Linked DNA regions of Mus musculus: region 1 is linked to region 2. A link is a loop called in an ENCODE intact Hi-C map of the cell type or tissue named here. Cell type or tissue: left cerebral cortex. All regions are shown on one strand.

Region 1 (2,500 bases), 1.0 Mb after region 2:
AAGAATACCCTCGTTTTGCAGAGCTGCCAGAACTCATTCACTGGAGCAACGACTCTTCATGTGGGGCTCATTTGCAGGCAGTTGTTTATCTGTTTGCATATTTAAACAATCAAGCTCACTGGAAGGAGTTTGTCAGGAATTTCTAAATAGCAAGTAAATACATTGCTAGGCTCTGTGCATCCTTCTCTCTGTGGCTCATGGGCTACCTTTCCTTACTCAGTTCTTCCTCCCTCTCTAACTGAACTCCTTCTCTTAGTATCTGCTTTCCTACCTTCCACTGTGACTTTTATGTAATTTTCCACACTTGTACAAAACAATCATTTCTTCACTTTTGTAACTTCCTTTTAAAACAGGCCCATGTTATGCCAGTCTTTATTTTCTCCGATTATTTTAAGATGGGTTTCATGAACGCCAGCTTGCTTCCGAATTCCCTATGTGACCCACGAATCACCTCGACCTTCAGATCCTTCTGCCTCTACCTCCCCTCCAGAGTGCGGGGACATTTCAGTTTCTGCCATGCCAGGCTTGTACCTAAGACCCTGGTCTGGGCCACCTAACCGTGTCCCAGCTATGTTTCCTCTCTTTAAAAATCTCTGAACTATTTGAGAAACCGAGGCACAGTTTTGAACTTGCCTACCTGGCCTAGACAACTTTGCTCTTTTTATCTTTTAAACCTTTCGTAGGGCGCAAACGATAAACAGGGGCTGAAATCGCACGGAGGGCGTCAATCTCTCGGGGGTCGCCCTGGGGCCAAGTGTCCGGTGCTGCGGCGTCCCCGAGAGCCCTCCTCCCGCGCTCGGGCCGCTCGCTTCACCCTCCCGCGGCCCTCGGTCGGCCTTGGCAGCGCGGCTCCCGTGACTCAGCCGCCAGCCCAGCGCTGGCCCTGGTTGACACCCGCGAGGAGGCGACGCTCGGCCCGAGGCGCCCGCCGAGGTGGGGGTCGCCGCTCGCCCGCGCTTTACGGCTGCCGAAAACAGGCCCCGCCGGCCGCCGTACCGCAGACCCGCGGCGCCGCTCAGGTAACGCGAGTCCCCGTCCCCGTGCCGCGGAGTCCGCGGGAGCCCGCGGGGCGATGGGGCGAGGCCGGGCGCGCGCCCGCTGGTCCGCGGCCTGCCTCCGCGCTTCCGAGCCGCTGGCGACCCTGGCGCGGGGACGCCAGCAAGCAGCAGCCCGACGGACCGCGGCTTCCGCCACCCGCGGAATGTCGCGCTGTCTTCCCCGAGTGGCCGTCGGGTGTCGAGCATCCCCATCACCCGCCCGGCCTCCCTGCACTGCTTAGGGCCCCGCATCCCTAGGGGCGCTCAACCCTGAACTAAGTTAATGGGTAGACGTTAGTCCAGCCGAGCTGCGAAGAAACTTAGGAAACTCCGCTTCTCTCGCAGCGAGGCACTCGCAGTGTTTACTTCAGTCAGCCACGAGCGACATTCTGTGCTAACCAGCGATGGGAATAGGATGCAAAATTCTGTCCCTGCCCCCCTGGGTGCTCTTTGTGCTGAAGGCATCAGCCTGAGTCCCAGGATAGCAGACCCATCCCCAGTGGTAGCAGGGGAAAGGAGATCCGAAGGAAAGGTTGGATTTTAAACTGGTAGTTAAGCAGGGGTTTCCTCTTTTCTTTTTATCCCTCAGAAATTCTTCATGGAAAGGGGATTTTTAGCGCCCCCCGACACCCCTTTTTACTATCAGCAGTTATCTCTGACTTCAGAATTTCTCAGAAATACAATTGCTTTATCTAATGCAGTCTGATACCACATAGAGTATTCCGGGCATTTTTCTCAGAATTCCAGTACGAGTGAATTATATAATTTATCAGTTACATAAAGCATTACTAGGACACATGGAGAGCTTGATTCTTGCTTATACGTAGAATTAACAGATACTGCTACTACCTACCAAACACTGCCCTAGTCATTAGAATAGAGCAGACATTCTTGGTTTTTTGGGCTGTACATTCTAGTAGGAAGCGTATACAACAAGAAAAATAAGTTTGTGTGTTATGTATTTTAAAATGGCTAATAAAGGAAATCCTCAAGAGAAAGCTACATATTTCAACAGACTTTAACAGGTGAGGAAGAAAGCCATGGGCTGTGTAGGTCCAGAGCTCTCTAAGCACAATAGCAAGCCTACAAAGGCCTTGTTGCTGAGTTCAAGGATAAGGAAAGAAGTGTGTGTGGCCAGAGTGGAATTGAGGAGAGAGCAGTGGCTATGACTTTAAACTTTCTCATAGGAGCTAGATAGTATGGTATACTGAACTACTGCAATATCTCTTCAAGTAATATGGAAGGCCTTTGGAGTATTTTGACAGAAGGGAATGTAGTAATGATACATCTATTTAAAAACATCAGGCTGGTAACTGTGTTGGGGGCAACTGTGTTGTATGAAAGCAATGATTTATAGCTGGGACACTAATTAGCTATTAAGACAGAATTTCCATTTACTGAGCTGGGGAATATTGTAGGACATTGGTGTGCTGGTAGGCTTAGGACATTCATGCTTTTGAATG
Region 2 (2,500 bases):
TAAAGACCTAGAATCTTCATTTTAAAAAGATTGCTGGCTTATTGATAGACACTGTTTGTGAGACTATGCGGAATACTGCTTTGCCAAAGAGGCCTGAAATTCACAGCATTGATTCCTTTCTTTGGAATCTCTCAGAACTCCTGGTGCTGATGCAGAGGCCGCTGAACTCTAAAGGTTTCAAGAAAGCATCCAGGAAACCTGGGTCATGATGGTCAGGTGTTGCCCTTTCTCTGCACTCAGACGTTGTGCCTGCTTTTCTGAGCAGACATAAAAAAATCCAAGATAATGGGTTGGAGAAATGGCTTCACAATGAGGGTGCTTACTGCTTTTATAGATAACCCAAATTTTAGTATGCTTGCTGGATGGCTTTCAAAGGCCTATCTCTCTTGCTCTAGGGCATGACTTCTGCCCTCCTTAGGCATCTGCACACACAGGGAGCATGTGCATAGGTGCATGAACATCTATGAGTAAAATGATAAACATACACATATATTCCAAATAAATCTCATTCCAAAATGAGAGCTGGCAAGATAGCTCAGTGGGTAAAAATGCTTGACATCAAACTGAAGGTGTGATTTAGGTCCCCAGGGTCCATTAAATAGAGGGAGCTGAAGAGACTCCTGAAAGTTATACTCTGACTTCCATACATAGGTCCTGGCATATGTGCTTGCACATGCAACTTTCTGCATGCATATACACACAGATAAAAAGTAGATTTAATTGAAGATATTTTAAAATTCCAAATGATAAAATATTATCTAGATAATCCTTTATTATATTTATTCAAAGGAAACAAAAGGTTAAATGGTTTTCTGAAACAATACATTTCAAAAGAACAGAATTGTGTGTGTGTGTGTGTGTGTGTGTGTGTGTGTGAGCGCATGTGCATGCTAACTGCTAACTATGGGTGTTTAGGAAACAAATATATTTCCTTGAAATCATAGTGCTTCCCTAAGTTGACATATTAGCTACTAAATGTTATTGGGGAAAAACTTTAAATGTCGAAAAGACCTTCAGTTTTCCAGTAAAAGGCAAAACCCATCCTACCTGTTTAGTAGACAGCTTCATTTTACTCGTAGTGATTGGAGTTCAGCACCCTGGTTACTATAACAGCAAGTTATTCCTAGATGCCAGGGGACCAAGAAGGGGGTGGAAAAGGTGAAGAGGGGATGGAGGAAAAAAGTGAATTCCCTGCAATATCGCCGCGAGCCACTAGGGGTACCTTTGTATCATTTTTCATTCTGCACCGATTTGGAGTAGAAACCTGTATTAGGGGAAAACCAGGGTCCTCGGCATTTTTTTCTTTTCTTTCTTTCTTTTTTTTCTTTTGCGAGCAGTGCACCCAGAATCCAAAAAGATTTTTAAAAAATTAAAAAAGGCAGGAAGGAAAGAAGAAAAGGAAAGGAAAGAAAGAAACCACAGCCCTTCGGTAACCCGGATAGGGCTACGGAATCGTTCTACTGGACGCGAGCACTGGGGATTCATCTTTGAGGTCAATTTCCAATCGAGATAAATCTATTGGATTAGTAGGATTATCTGATCGCAGCTCAAAGAAGTAACGTTGTTTGATCGTTTGTATTTCTTGCCTGATGGTAGGAATTACACGGATGCGGCTTTGGTTCTCCAGGATTCTGGATCCTGGCAGCATCTGGAGAGAAAAAAAGCATCAATCCACACGTTTAGGAAGTGTCCGTGGGTGAATAACGAGGGAGGGGGAGGTGGATCTGGGGTTGCGGCTGCTTAAAGAAAAAAAAAATAAATAAATAAAGGAAGCATCTTGAATTCTGAAACAAGAATTACCCAGTTCCAGAGGTTGAAAAGAAAGCATCTGCAAACTGGTAAATACTTTGACCGTTTCGGCTTGAATTTGACGGGAAGTGTTGGTAAAACTGTCTCCTTGAATAATGGAAAGAGGACTGGGGGAAGATGAGGGGGCTCCCTCGGTGGACGTGTCTTCCTGAGGGTAAGTTTGTGCCTCTTTCCTCGGGAGAGGGCTGCGGGTTTGGGTATCACTGTGCGGAAGGGGTTGCAGACGCGGCGCCGGAGAAATGGGGCGAGCAGGCTGGAAGCCCACCTCGCGCATCTCCCAGGCATCGCGACCTCTCCGCTCGCACCGAGCTTCAAAACCTGGGTTTTGTGGCGTCAGTGGGGAAGCCAAGCAGCCTTCTGCCTCTCAACTTTGCCTTGGGGGGAAAAAAAAATCTCTCAGTAAGGAGATCCCTCTTGGACCAGGAGATTTTTCTCTTAGAGATACTTTAAGGAGAGGAGGCAGCCAGTGCTTTAGAAAATCCTGCTTGGGGGGTTGGGGGAGAGCTCCGGTCTTCATTATGCTGCCTCGGCCCAGTTTCCCAGGCTGTCTAAGCTTCTTGGGGGAATGCTGGGGATGCAGTCAGCAAGAGGATGGCCTTTTTCATAAGCTCCGATGTTCCCACCCTCTGTTTCTTTCTGCCTTTCCCCACCACCTCCTTCTTTCGGTCGGGCACTAAAGGGTTACAGTCGC

Evidence for each region. Hi-C counts contacts between places; a loop is a spot of excess contacts. Peaks named below come from ENCODE experiments on the same cell type or tissue, not always from the same donor. Only the 100,000 strongest peaks of a DNase experiment are listed, where the experiment ranks them.
Region 1: it touches region 2 in a loop (5-fold over the local background); 2 of 42 quality-filtered maps call a loop at or near these places.

The regions. Positions count from the first base shown.
Region 1 is chr3:25,142,598-25,145,097 of GRCm38, reverse strand. It overlaps a transcript of Naaladl2 not described here. Among named protein-coding and RNA genes, the nearest start is that of Naaladl2, 360 kb to the right of the region's middle. In left cerebral cortex, a CTCF peak has its summit at 1,289; a DNase peak (open chromatin) is centred at 1,319; H3K4me3 peaks cover 2,118 bases; H3K27ac peaks cover 2,500 bases.
Region 2 is chr3:26,152,728-26,155,227 of GRCm38, reverse strand. Nlgn1 (neuroligin 1) reads left to right here and starts at 1,242. Exons shown (of 6, transcript NM_001357096.1): 1 at 1,242-1,963. In left cerebral cortex, a CTCF peak has its summit at 1,212; DNase peaks (open chromatin) are centred at 1,220, 1,557, 2,096 and 2,407; H3K4me3 peaks cover 1,339 bases; H3K27ac peaks cover 1,269 bases.